Regions from separate parts of the Homo sapiens genome. Here region 2 is linked to region 1. The links are chromatin contacts, found by Hi-C in ENCODE. All regions are on one chromosome and are shown on one strand. Each heading gives the region's core, a stretch centred on a gene start or an enhancer-like site at or near the end of the contact. The rest is flanking DNA. Distances are from core to core; before and after follow the strand shown.

Evidence for each region. A loop is a pair of places that touch in the nucleus more often than their neighbours do. Pooled maps may share reads with other maps.
Region 2: a map of CD4-positive, alpha-beta T cell shows a loop between it and region 1 (7-fold over the local background). The contact joins the promoter of DANCR here to the promoter of COMMD8 in region 1. A Hi-C loop is called at or near these places in 4 of 168 maps with a recorded cell type or tissue (CD4-positive, alpha-beta T cell, CD8-positive, alpha-beta T cell and naive thymus-derived CD4-positive, alpha-beta T cell) and 8 of 50 pooled maps.

What each region holds. Positions count from the first base shown.
Region 1 is chr4:47,460,806-47,468,096 of GRCh38, forward strand. It overlaps COMMD8 (COMM domain containing 8), which reads right to left and starts at 2,897. Exons shown (of 5, transcript NM_017845.5): 1 at 2,781-2,897. The coding sequence starts at 2,846. LOC107986277 (a long non-coding RNA gene) reads left to right here and starts at 3,078. Exons shown (of 3, transcript XR_001741683.3): 1 at 3,078-3,146; 2 at 6,711-6,818. RefSeq lists a silencer at 2,628-2,887 and an enhancer at 4,536-4,585.
Region 2 is chr4:52,709,681-52,716,971 of GRCh38, forward strand. DANCR (differentiation antagonizing non-protein coding RNA) reads left to right here and starts at 2,714. Exons shown (of 5, transcript NR_145129.1): 1 at 2,714-2,847; 2 at 3,144-3,279; 3 at 3,814-3,862; 4 at 4,519-4,558. It overlaps MIR4449 (microRNA 4449), which reads left to right and starts at 3,002; the gene lies at 3,002-3,067. It overlaps SNORA26 (small nucleolar RNA, H/ACA box 26), which reads left to right and starts at 3,569; the gene lies at 3,569-3,690. RefSeq lists silencers at 2,520-3,353, 2,528-3,097 and an enhancer at 3,348-3,397.

The DNA.
Region 1 (7,291 bases), core at 1,647-4,146:
CAGCAGTTACTTTTGCTGTATTCCCAGAAAGTCTCCAGTACTTTTTTCCTTTTTTTACTTTCCTTTCTATCCTATTAGTATCTTAATATCAGCAACAGAAAGCCTAACACATGTATAACTGAGCATAGTGATTAAGACTACGGATTTTGGAATAAAACTATCCAGTTCCAATCCCAGTTTCAGTATTTTCAAGTTTTATTTAAATGTTCTGAGTCTGCTTCCTCAAGTGTTAAATGAGGATATCATCTATTCTCTTAATCTTGCTGTAAGGATGGAATAAGAATACGTGCAAATCACTTGGCATCTTCCTGGCATGTACAAAGACATGTAGACATTGCTAGCCCTCGTTACCATTCTAATTATTATCACTAGTCCTCCTCCTCCAATTCATGCCTTCAGCATCTATTAACTGAGATAACACAATGCCAGTACTATTCTAAGCACTTAACATTTAATAAGGTTATCTTTCTTGAAGTTATTTGTATCTTACAAGAGGAGTATTTGAACCAAATAACTTGGAAATAATCATATTCCACCCCATTTTAACTAATAACTCCTTCCCTCTAACACCACACATGCCAGAACACAAGCAACTGCTTCCAAATGGTGGCTAATATACTATACAAACTGAATTTTTATTTACCATAAATCAACATACTCAATTTTGAATCCATTCAAAATTCTCTACACCTTATCCTATACTGTCCCCATGCTAAAAAAAAAACCCAGAACTCAAACTGAAAAATAAAAGCATTATCTTTTTTGGAATATGTTTGTTATTCATTCACAAATATGTAATGAACACTTCATCCCAGTTATTAAATAAAGTCATGGAAATGACCTTATTTAATGACAAAGGTCATGGAAATGACTTTATTTAATGGCAAAGAAACTATAATAGCTACCGTTATGGATCCCTAACTAGGTACCACACTCTGGACTGATCCTCACTACAACTCTGAAGTAACCATTGTTATTATTTCTATTTTACAAATGAGGAAACTGAGAATAAATAAGGCCCTACCATAACAGAGCTTTAGTCCATTCGAAAAAGGCAAACATACAAATACATGTAATTTAGAATGATGGGGCCATAATAAAAATATATACAAGGTACGAAGGAGCACAGAGAGGAAGCAAGGAAAAGTCCATCTTAAAAGGATGAGTAGTTGGCCAAGCAAAACAGGAGAGAAGAAGTGCATTTCTAGACACAAGCAAGTTATTTTGGGGGGTGCCTAGGGGGTGACAGGAGACAAGGCTGGAGAGGTGGGTGGAGCCAAATCAAAAAGGGCCTTGTGTACAAAGTAAAAGAGCCTAGACTTCAATCTGTGCTCAACCGGGAAGCAACCTATTCACACATTTGCATTATTTTTCCATATATTTGCTAACAGGTTGGAAGATGTAAGAGAGAGGGTGAGCCCAGATGCCTCAATTTTCAGTTAAGGAGTTAAAGATTAAGGGGCTTAAATTGTTGAGGACACTCAAAATGGAGGCAGTAAAGAGGTAGAAGAGATGTGAAAAGGGGGGGCCATGGATGAAACCTAGAACGTCAGGTTGAGAGGGGCTGGGTGAAAGTGGTGGTGCCACAAACCGAAAATGAGGCTACGGGAGGAGTAGGTCCAGGGGGAAAGAAGAGCTGAGGCAAGGGCATACTGAATTTGAGGTACCTGTGGCAGAAGCCTGACACTCAGGGAAGAGATTTTGGTTTGGGGTTTTTGGGGTTTTGTTTTGTTTTTTACCTGGCATTCTTGAACCATAGAGGAAGAAATTTTTGGCTGGACCTAAAGATTTAGAAGTCATCGACATATATGGTAATAAAGGTTATGGGCCTTATCTAAATGGGTAGAGTGAAGACAAGGAGAGCCAAAAGCCAATAAAACACTCAGAATCAACAGATCTGAGCATAAGTTCCAGCTCTGCCACTAACTGGATGGGCAATCCTGGGCAAGTTAGCCAAAATTTCTGCTGACATTTCAGGTTCCTCACTTGCAAAAACAAAGAAAAGAATTAGGTGTTTTTTTTTCTTGACCCTGGCAGGAGGTAAGTTCATTCCTTTCTGTCTCCTCCACACTTTCTCCAGTATAAATGGAATAGAGGAAACAGGAAGCCAAAATTGAGACTTATAAAAAAGATGCTCCACCAGGGCACAGGCTGTGTCTCACTCACCATTTACCTCATCCCATCGGGGCGCTCAATCTATGGTAGACTTCAATGAAAAACTGGCTGAACAAATGAATGTGGTTGCTTTTTCCAGATTCTTACAAGCCAGGTTCTTTTACAGACTGGAAGTCAATGGGTACATCACCTCTTGGGACGATCCTAACTAAAGTAACTCGCCCAGTTATTTCTCTTCCTACCAACCACCCTCAAGGGGGGAGGCAGGGTCCGCTTCGGTCTTTGTCACATTGTATTCCAGCACCTAGCTCTGTACCTGCTGTCCGGTAGGTAGGGAGCCTTTGGGAGGTTATGTGTTGAATGAATTAAGAAAACGTATACTAAGAGGCAGCAAACACCGACTTAAGCTTTCAAAGCCCAGTCTGGTGTGGGCGCTTCTGCGCGCAAAGCCCCTGGAGCTGCACCTCTAGGCTGGGGGTGGCGCCCCAAGCTGTCCTCCTAGGCTCCCCAGGGAAGGCGGGGACCAACCACCCGAAATCACGCCCCTTCCTCCTCCCTTCCCTAGGGAGCTTGCGAAGGCGTCCGGGTCGCACCCGGCCTGATCCGCACGCCGGGCTGTCGCGAATCCCAGGCCCCGCGCCGCTTCCCCCGGTACCCGCCCTCACCTGCGGGCCCAGCTCGGCCGGCAGCTTCTGCAGCCGCCACAAGGGCGTCCCCTCTTCCGGCTCCATCCCTGCGCGAAGCTGGGGCTTGGGTCACGTGTCAAGGCTGGCCGCTTGTCTAAAGCTACGACTCGCCCACGTGACTCTCGCCGGCGGGGAGGGGCGTGGACCCAAGAAGTCCCTGTGCGCTTGCGCAGAGACCGAACTACCGCTTTCCCCGTAACCAGGGAGACTGCAGTTTGCAGTGATGTGGCTAAGATACCCTTGTGCTATTAAAGGCACATTTACGTATCTTTCAACGCAGTTTGTACCTTTGTTTAGGGTTCTATTGAACTTTCTCTGTGCTCTTTAGAAAACCGTCGAATAAAGGTAACCATCTTTTTGGGTGCCTGGGCATGGTCATTGTCCCAGAGTTTTAACAGAAGTCTCTACTAAAGTATCCTGATTTGCAAGGTAAATTAAGGTTTTGCCATGAGCAACGTTCTGTATATAGATCATCCTAGGGAGAAGGTACTATTTTCAGCCCTATTTGCAGAAAGCAAACATGATTAGAGAAGTCACTAAGGTTGTCAGATTTAGCAAATGAAAATACCAAGCGTCCAGTTAAATGTGAAATTTCAGATAAACAATAATATTTTGTTGTAAGTATCCCCTAAATATTGTATGGGATATATTTATACTGAAAATTATTTGTCCATCTGAAATTCAAATTTAACTGGTGTCCTGTATTTTATCTGGCAACGCTAAAAATCACTGACCTAAGTAAGAGGCCCAGTCTGAAGTTAAACAAAATCAATCAGACTCAAGAGCCATGCTATTAATGTTGGACTAAGCTCAAAGTCCAAATATCCTTTCTGTTATTTCTTATTACAGCTGTTACTTTAATCAGGTGCTGAAGAATTCAGTGGTGGTAAAATGAGCATGTCCTGCAAAAGCGGATAATAATAACTAGTAGACCAGAAACAGGAATTACAATCTAATTTATAAATTTAATAATAAAAGTGGTGCAAAATGGTGAAGCAGAAGAGAAAGTATTCAATCTATGGGCTACGCAGAGAAAAACTACTCATTAGCAGCATTCTAGGTTTACCTCCTACGTCCTTTCTCTGTGTGCCTCAACTCTAAAAGGTGAAGTCAATTTCTTTCTCCCGTGAGTTTTCATGATATTTTAGCTGTCCCTCACTTATTTACCACTTTCTAGTTCTTAATGCAGATAGATGCACAACACTCATTGCCCTATCTTAAATGTAATTGTCTTAAGATACTTTGTGAATAGGAGCTCCCCTAGTAATAGTTAAAATGAGAAGTCTGGAAAACTACTTCACCTGAGTCTTTCTGTAAATCTAATGATGGGTAAGGTCTATTTTGAGAAAAAAACTTAAATTTTATGTATTATAATAATTGGGAGAAAAGTACTTTCAAGCATCTACTATATGTCAAACCCTTCATATATTTTTATCTTACTAATTCCTGCTACAGCCTTGTACAGTGGGTATTACAGATGAGGAAATGAACTTGAAGTAATATATTTTGTAAGGTCACATAGATAGTAGTTACAAAATCACTGGTCTGAGGCCAGAAACGGTGATCTCAGTTTGCATGCTTGACTACCCCTGCTGAGGAACTGAAATGATATGGCTTACCTAAGGCCACGTAACATGACTAAATAAGGTAAAATGACACACCTAACAGGGCCCAAGGTTTAGTCAGAGGACAGAGAATTAGGTCCTAACTCATCTTTCAAGCAACACTGAGTACTAAGAAGAATTTGATCTTTACTCTTGAATTTGGATGGGACAAAATTTAGCCTGCAACAAATATGGTTTCCAAAATAGTTAACAACTTGCAAGAGAGACAGCGCTTAATATTTGCCCTTTGATTAGTAAGAGGATGTTCTTATGTGTGTAATCCAAGAGGTTTTCAAAACATATGTCTGTCTCTTGTAGTTCCATCTCTATGAGGTATATTCTGGTCTCCATCTCCCAAATCTTATTTGTACTATAGCAATCTTTAAATGCATGAACTCTGGAGCTAAACTTCATAAGTTCAAACCCTGGCTCTGCAAATGACTATGTACTCTGGGCAAGCTATTTTCACTTCTCTGTGTTTCTCATTCCTTACAACAACCCTGTAAATTGTATAATTGGTTATAATGACAGCCTAGGATTTACAGGGTGGTTGTAAGTTGATATATGTGAAGTTCTTGCAATGAAGTCTGGCCTGGCACATAGAAAATTGTATTATATTCCCTTCTATGTGGACTTCTTTGCTCTACTGTTATCTAGCCAAAGTCTAGTGGGTTCCAGAAAGTTACCCTCCTAGTGAACTGTCACTGCCTTAGAGATGTGATCTGCATCTGAAACCCAACTAGCCAGCTATATAGTGCTGTATAGGTGATGTAGGTCATTGCTAACAGCTGGGAGAGGTGTACAAAGATCTTAGGTAAACCACAGTGTGTGCCCTTGCTGAGCTTAAACTGGAATTCAAGCTTGCTATTTGTGAAATAATTTGGTGCTCTTTTTCTGAAGTTAGTTTCCTTGAGATTTTTTGTTTTGAGGTGGAAGGAGGAAAGAGTTTTGCGCGCCATGCTTTGGGAAATTCACTCATTCACTCATTCTTTAACAATTGTTGATTAAACATCTACCATTGATTAGATGCTCTAATGACTCTGGGAATGCAAGCAGTGGACAATAATTTACCTTCTGGTTTCAGAGGAGAAGGAGTGCTTAGATAATGAACAAATAGACAATTAAGATGATGAAATATACTGAGAAGTATCTTCAGGAAAATAAAACAGTCATGTAATAGAAAGGGATGGTAGAAATATACCTTAGATTGGTCAAAAAGCACCTAGCTAACAAATGGCATTTATACTAAGGCATAAAGGCTGAAAAGACATGAAGGCAACATCTGGGGAAAAATAGTTGTGAGCAGAATGCAGAGGCTCTGAGGCAAGAGAAAGCCTGCCTTATTCAGCATAATTACCCAAGGCCTGTGTGGCTGGACAGGCCTTGAAGATGCCAGAGATGTGGGCATGGATTTGGTAAAGAAGATACCAGAGATGTGGGCATGGATTTGGACCAGTGAATTGACATAATGTGGTTTACATTTTTAAATGCTTATACCATGGAAACTGGAAAATAGTTATGCTATGCAAAACAGATCTTAGAGTGCAAGAGCAAAAGAAGGGGAACCAATTTGGAGGCTACTCCAGACTTATTCTAACTAATATAGAGATTAGAGTTAATATGGCCTAGTTTCCACCCCCAGACTGTAGAATTCCAGGGGCTTAGTGATAGATGGTGGTAGCAGGAACTAGATACAAATGGAAAGAATCAAAATATATTTTGGAACTAAGACCTATAGAAGTTGATGGTGGATTGGATGCTTGTGGAAGAGAAAGAGATGCTTGTGGAAGTGAAATGCAGACTAAAAGAGATAGTAAAGCATCTGTCATCCAAGCCAGCATGAAGTTTTATGCCCTGAACAAGAGACAGAGCCATAGACTATAGCTTCTTTGTTGGTGAAAGTCTTTTTGAGGTGCAATGGTGTGGTGATTAAGTGTACAGGGTCTAGAGTCAGACAGACCTGGATTCCAGTTATGTCTCCACCACTTACTAACCATATAACCTTGGACAAGTTGGATAAACTCTCATACCTAAGTTCCCTCTACTGAATATAGGGATAAAACTACCACATATTTAATAAAGTTGTCCTGAAGCTCAAATAAAATAATGTACATATCCCAGCCTCCCTTTCATCTGGGGTGGGTGGTGTCCAAGTGCTGGCCAATAGGACGAAAATGGAAGTATTATATAGCACTTCTCGGTACCTTTTATTTAAGGAGAACCCAAATGTACCATTTGCCTTTTTCTTCTTTGTTTCTGCTTCCATCTTGCTTTCTAGAACTCAAATGATGCTGTTTTTGGACAGGGAGGTCATGGACCAAGTACAAAGCGGCAAAAGGATGGAATTAAGGTACCTGACATTGTTGAACCCATGCCTGATGCCACATTAGCTCAGGACTACCTACATGGACATGTACGTGAAATACTACCCTACTTCCCCCTTATTTAAGCCTTTTTTATGGCGGGCTTCATGTCAATATCCCTCAGTCTGATCCCAACTAATATAAGCATTATAGTAAATGACTCCTAATTTGCATCCACGGGCCTGTAGTCTTGGGTTATGATCTCAATGGTAAAAATTAAAAGACAAAATTATAAAATAATAATATACATTTTAAAAATAGGCATTCCTATACATTGCCATTGGCAATTTTTCTAGAGGGTTTTGATTGCATTTATAAAATTTTCTACATGTACCTACTCTTTGACTTAGAAATTCCAGTTCCAGGCCGGGTGCGGTGGCTCACGCCTGTAATCCCAGCACTTTGGGAGGCTGAGGTGGGCGGATCACCTGAGGTCAGGAGTTCGAGACCAGCCTGACCAACATGGAGAAACCCCGTCTCTACTAAAAATACAAAATTAGCTGGGCGTGGTGGCACATGTGTG
Region 2 (7,291 bases), core at 1,464-3,963, 5.2 Mb after region 1:
CTGAGAAATGGAGGAGGAGACTGAGAAAGGAAAGCATTTGCGCTAAGTCCTGGACAGCTGGGCTAAGGAATTGTTATTCTTCAAGACAGAGGACACAAAAAGGAAGTGGAGGGGTGGAAGAAGAGAATAAATTCTGGGCCAAAAGAGTGATTTTGTGGTGTCTCTGGGAAATCCAGCTGAGAATATCTGGAGGGCTGGTGGGTATTCTTCTAGGTCCCTTTATTCAACTTCCGACAGATTAAATTTGGAGAGACTGAACTCCCTCAAATTGGACAGATTGGCCAGTCGTGGTGGCTCACATCTGTAATGCCAATGCTTTGGGAGGCTGAGGTGGGAGGATCACTTAAGCCTAGGAGTTGGAGCCTGACCCGTGAGCTATGATTGTGCCACTGCACTCTAGCCTGAGTGATAGAGTAAGACCCTGTCAAAGGGAAAAGAAAGGGAGAGGGAGAGAGACGAGAGAGAGAGCAAGAAAGAGAGAGAGAGAGAAAAGAAAAGGAAGGAAGGGAGGGAGGGAGGGAAAGAAAAGAAAGAAAGAAAAGAAAGAAAGAAGGATTGATTAGACATACTAATTTCTCTAAAAAAATTAGGCCTAATAATAAACCCAATTGAAACAATTCTCTTTAAACTGCATTATAAGGATTTTTAGTACCAAATATATATTATCTTGAACCTAACTCAAAAGCAATTATAAATCAGTTTATTTTGTTCTATTGTCTCTGTATTTAATAGACATTTCTCCTCTAAGCCCAGTGAACAGTTTTACTATTTCGAATGAACTGTTTGTAAGTTCATTGAATTGAGGTATTTGGCCAGAAATGTGAAGCCTTCAGATTAAGGTGAATTTCTCTTAAATCAAACACAAATATAATTCTTTCATAATTCCTTCCCATTTTTATCCCCTGATTTGGGGAGGAGGGAAGACATTCTGCACAACTACCCCCAGCCCCTGCTAGGTTGCTGCTGAATTCCTGCATTAGTCTCTTTACTAAGGAGATTTACTTCTCTTTTCCTATATTTTCCCATGTTGCCTGACCACATGCATTGCCATAGTTAAAGGAAAGGTAATATCTCTCAGCTATCCAAAGGGACTATAAAAAGAACAGATTCCAACTAGAGATATGTTTGGAAGACTCTTGAGAAAGGTGAAGGGACAACAAACTGGTATTCACTCTCCAATTTCAACAAGATCCTATGAATATCTGCAAGATGATGACTAGGTGCTAGGGTTTATTGGTAAATTTTACTCAACTTCTTCTTCCCACCAAAACCACCTTAATCACACCCGAAACCACACCCTACATCAGATCCTATCATTCCCCTGTTAAAACACACACACACACACACAACAAACAAACAAAACACTTGAACAGCTTTCCATCATTCTTAGCACAAAGTATAAACTCTTTCACAAATACAAAAATTAACCAGGCATGGTGGTGCATGCCTGTAATCCCAACTACCCGGGAGGCCGAGACGAGAATAGTTTGAACTTGGGAGGTGGAGGCTGCAGTGAGCCAAGATCGTGCCACTATACTCCAGTCTGGGCAACAGAGCGAGACTCCATCTCAAAAACAAAACAAAACAAAAAAACTCTTCCAGGGTTTCCTGCATGGTCTGGCCCCAAGCCATTCTCATCTCAGGCCACTCTGCTCCTTAAGTTCCATTTCTGGGAGTCCTTAAACAGGTAAAGCCCTTTCCTGTTTTATCTTGGGGCTCTGGACGAGTTGTTCTTTCTGTTTACAAAGCCACACCCCACCAGAGCTGCCTGTCTTGATCTGTTAACCAAGTGTAGGCTATTTTTTGGTTTCCCTTCCTGCTCCACCCCCAACACCTGGGGAAAGGCTAGGTAGCATGTTGTTTGAGGGGCTCTGCCTTCAGGCTGCTTGAGTTCAAATCCTGGATCTACCACTGGCTAGCTGCTCTGTGACTTTGGGCAAGTTACATAACATAATTATTTCCCCATCTATAATTTGGAGATGATTAAATATATTTTGAGGATTAGATTTGTTAGCAGATGGTAAGTACGTGAAACAGCAATAGAAGTTCTCCTTTTAGCATATACTCCAATTTTCTTCTACTTATTTGTTTGCCAAGTTTGAGCCTGTTACCTTGAGATTGCTATGGTTGCCTTCTCAACCTCCCCAACTCCTACCCTCCAGCTGATTATGGTCTACTTATTGGACTCTGTAAATGAATAAAGAGGGAGCATGAGGAAAGGAGGTAGTCCTTCTAGCTTTAGGAGAGGCCACGGGAGTGAGCTTGTTGAACAAGACATGGTCGTGGCTTCTCTTTAAGCTTACGGTTTAGGCGGACACAGATGATGAACACACACCGGATTAGTGTGGCTTTAAGAAAGGGAATCCCAGGGCCTTAGGCCAACCCTGGAGTAACCTCGATGCCCTCTCCAGAAGGGCACCCGAGGAAGGGTCTAGGGCCCAAGAGCACCAAAATCACCAACGCCGGGGATTGGTAGGTAGCCTGAAAAATCTAATTCAGAGAAGGATGCTCCGCGCGCAGACATGGCTTATCCCCGTGCTACTGCATGAGCCACACCTAGGCCGGCCCCGGACACCGACAGCCAATGGCCGGGCCCGTCCCGCCCCATCCGGGATTGGCTGTGCGTGCCGCGGCCCTCCACCCCGCCCCGCTCAGGATCTTCCCGGGATTGGCTGAGCTACCCGACCTCTCCAGGGGATCGGCTGCGCGCCCCGCCCTTGCCCAGAGTCTTCCCGGGATTGGCTGCGGGCCTCGCGACCCTCCTGCTTCCCTCCCCGCCCCGCGCCGCCTCTCTGGTTTGTGCGCCCGTCGCAGGTCGCAGGCCTCTTTGTCAGCTGGAGTTGCGCGGTGAGTGCATCTCCAGTCTTCGGCTTTCGGTCTCCCGCGGGGAGGGCGCCCGGCCGGCCCGTGGGTCCGATCAGGGGCTGGGCTCGCCCGGTGTCCCCACGAGCTTTGCCCGCCTCGAGCTCCTCTGCTCCCGGCGGCCAGAACGGAGGGGTAGAGCAGCCCTCGGCGGCCCGGGGGGCGGGCGGCGGTGCCCGTCCCGGGGCTGCGCGAGGCACAGGCGCCGCGCCCAGCGGAACAGCCGGAGGTTCCCGGCGCAGGTCTGGGCACCGTAACAATTTTGCGCTTTGCTTCCCCAGGGCTGACGCGCCACTATGTAGCGGGTTTCGGGCGGGCCACGCGTGCGGGACAGGAACCCAACCCCAGCCGACCTTGAGCTCCAGGAGTTCGTCTCTTACGTCTGCGGAAGTGCAGCTGCCTCAGTTCTTAGCGCAGGTATGTTCCTAGCCTTGAGCGGGGTGGGGGAAGGAATGAGTCAGCCTGGAGCACGTGGCCAGTGGGACCGGAGGGTTCCCCGGCGTCTGTTTGTCGCCAAGGTCCGAATCCGGCTCCCCTTAACTGGAAGGAAACATCCATGTAGGGGCTCACCAAACAAAACAGCTGTGTTTCTAGTGTGGTTTCAGACTTAGAGAAGCAGAGATCCACGAGGTATTGAGAGCAACGCGGAAAATAGTAGTGAACCCTGTAAAAATCAAAGAAAAAAAATCACAAAGCACCCTTTCCTGTGCCCTTTTAAGGTTGACCCAGTGCTTTAAGAGGCTAACACAGAAGGGTAAAGTAAGTCTCCATAAAACCCAGAGAAGAGACTGGAAAGCTCCTCTTTGGATCCTGTCTGGAGTCACAACTGAACCAGAAAAAGTTTCGTTACAACTTGAGCGCCTTTGTGATTTTCTTTACAGTTTATAGAACAAGCAATACATTTCAGTTTTCTTTGGTTAAAACGTCATTTTAAAACTTTTCTTTCTATAGGTTGACAACTACAGGCACAAGCCATTGAAGCTGGAATGTCCTGTTGCTGGTATTTCAATTGACTTAAGCCAACTATCCCTTCAGTTACAATAGGAAAGTGCCTCTAATAAGGCCAAATATGCGTACTAACTTGTAGCAACCACGTGTCCGTGCAGTGCCACAGGAGCTAGAGCAGTGACAATGCTGGTGGCAACAGGGCAGTGTAGCAGGTGCTTCATGTTCACCTTTTCAACCTTTTCATTTAATTGTCACAACTCGGAGGTGGATTCTGTTAGGGACAGGCTGCCCCAGGACCACTCCGCCCCCGCTAACTCAATGCAGCTGACCCTTACCCTGAATACTCTGCAGCTGCATTCCTGAACCGTTATCTAGGCGCTATAGCAAGGTCACCAGACTTGCTACACCGAAGCCCTCTGGGTGGCACGGGGGAGGTCATGAGAAACGTGGATTACACCCCCTTGTAAATTCCTATTTTCACAAGATAATATATTGTAAGCCGGTCATGAGATTATATGTGGTAAAGTTAATTGACTAACAACCCCAGGGTCTCTCTCCCCCATATAAACCCCTCATTTTGTAAGCTCAGGGCTGCCACCTCCGACTGGTGGAGAAGCCTGGCAGGTTAATAAACTTACTTGGCCTGACCTTGGGTCTCTTGTCTTTTCTCTCGGCTAACCTTACAGATTCTATTCTCCCATTTCACAGGTAAAGAAATGGATTAGTGATAACTCAAGTTTCATCACCTGTGAGTATCTCTGAATGAGAGGCTTCACATGTATAACTTTTAGGCAATGTGACTTCTGGAAAGTCACTTGTCTCTTGAGATTTGGTGTCCTGGTGTAACAGTTAAGAATTATTTCAACCAAACTAGGAAAGGACCACAGTCGAGCTGTTAAGAATATAAACTCTTCATATTATTTCATTGCATTGAGCCTAAGAAGGTTCACAAAATTTGGCACAGAAGGAGTATCTGTCAGCATATTCTGTTTTTTTGTGTGTGTCTATGTAGCAAGTATTAATATTTATCTTGGAGTCATTCTTAATTCATAGCATTGTTCTTACCTTTTTATCTAAACTTTTATGTTCCATATTGTAAAGTCTAGCCTCATAAATTTAGGTAATTGCTCACAAGTTTGGATAATGTTGAATTGTAATCCCGATGTTAGAGGAGGGGCCTGGTGGGACGTGATTGGATGAAAAGGGTGGATTTCCCTCTTGCTGTTCCTTGTGATAGTGAGTTCTCATGAGATCTGGTTGTTTAGATGTGTAGTGTGGCTGGGGCAGTGGCTCATGCCTGTAATCCCAGCACTTGGGAAGGCCAAGGCAGGGGGATCACTTGAGGTCAGGAGTTAAGACTATCTTGGGCAACATAGTAAGACCTCGTCTCTACAAAAAATGAGGCAGAAGGATTGCTTGAGCCCAAGAGGTTGAGACTGCACTGAGCCATGATCTTGTCACCGTGCTCCAGCCTGAAAAGAAAAATTAATAAAAATAAAGGTTATGCAATTGTGCACATGTTATCTCAAGGCAGAGGCAGAAGAATGGCAGAGTTTAGATTAAAAGTGTGGCACCTCCCCTTCCTCCTACTCTGGCCATGTGCTTCCTGTTAGACATACCCCATGATTGTAAGTTTCCTGAAGCCTCAGCAGCCATGCTCCCTGTGCAGCCTGCTGAACCATGAGACAAACCTTTTCTTTATAAATTACCCAGTCTCAGTTCTTTATAGCAATGTGAGAACAGACTAGTACAAAAAATACATTCAACTAATGTGTTAGCTGGCTATAATTGCTAAGGGGGTAAGGAAAGGGAGATGACTTAACATGGCCGGCAAGGGAGGCCTCACTCAACATGAAAGAGCTGAGGGAGATGCCATGGCCTTATCTATAGTTGAGGGAAGAGCATTCTAGGCAGAGGGAAAACTAGTGCAAAGGCCCTGAGGATAGTTGTGTTTAAAGGTTTGGAGAAGCAGTGAAGCTGTAGAGAAGTGCCCTTAAGGAGCGGAGGACTTTATGTCTGTAGTAGTGGAAAGTTGGTTATTTTCAAACTATGGTAAAATGGCAACGTGCTCTGGCCTGCGGGGCTCTGAATGTTTTAATTTAATTGGAATGCTCCCTATTGCCTTATACTTTACTGCTCTTAACCTAACTTTTCTCTGACCACCATCAGCCCTTCTATGTGTTCTTGATTTTCTTTAGCACCCTGTAATGGCCCTGTAGCATCAGAACTACATTGCGCATCGCATGCAAACTTACCTAACTGCCTCTGCTTCTCTCCATTCTGTAAAGTCCACCTTAGTTCCCACCATATTACAGAGGGTCTAGTCAGGTGCTTGACCTTTTGTAGGTAAGTGGCTTACAGTCCCCTTCTAAGGGCCGCATAATGTTGAGCCTAGGTTCAAATCTCTGTGTGTGATCTTAAACCTCTTAGTGTTAGGTTCTATTAACAAGTAATTAAAATGAGTTATATGTGGTACATCAGACTACTTGGTAAGTAGTAAATACTCAGCAAATGATATATTAGTTGGTAGTACTATTTAATCATTTTTATAACACCGTATAGTCATAATGTAAGAACAAAATGACAATACTGATATTTAGTACTGTGTGTGTTTCAGCAGCACATCTACTAAAATTGGAACTGATACTTAGTATTTACATAATACTGGAATAGCTCTAATGTTCTTTTAATGGAGCATTAACTATGGGCCAAGTACTATTCTAGGTATCACGAGAATCAGTGAGCAAGTATACAAAAATCAGTGGATATGGTTGGTTTTGACATTTCAGATATTCGATAGCTGCATGTGGCTAGGGGCAGCACAGACATAGAACATCAATATACAGAAAACAACCCCAGAGCCTTAAAAGGCCCTAGCAAGTTCTGTCAGAACAGTGGTCCAGTGAAGTGGGCCAAGAGAATGGCAAGGTTTTCTAGGTACTGTCAAGATGAAAGGTGTAAAAACTGTGTTAAAAGTCTGAAGGCTCTAGCAAATAGTTGTCAAGAATAACCACTGGTTTCACAAAGCACTCCACGGAGTCCTGGTGGTGGTCCTTTGCCCCTTGAGTTACTTGGGCAGAGGCCCTGTAACACGTCCATGGCTCAAAATCCACATGTGGCTAGGGGCAGCACAGACAGAAAACATTTCCATTACTGCAGGGTTTTATTAGCAGTACTGTTGTAGACATTGCATGAATCAACCAACTTTTCAGAAGAGAAAACCTGTCAGAACCTGGAAAGACAGTGTAGTCTGAATGACCGCCTCTCGAGATAATCAGGCCTAATCTCTCGAACCTGTAAATGTTACCTTATTTGCAGATATTAATATAATTAGATTAAGGATCTCAGGATGGGGAGATTACCTTGGATAATCCTAGTGGGCCCTAAATGCGATCACAAGTTCCCTCATGAGAGGGAGGCTGAGGGATATCCACACACAGCAGATTGGAAGATGCTGGCCTTGAAGATCAGAGTGAGGCAG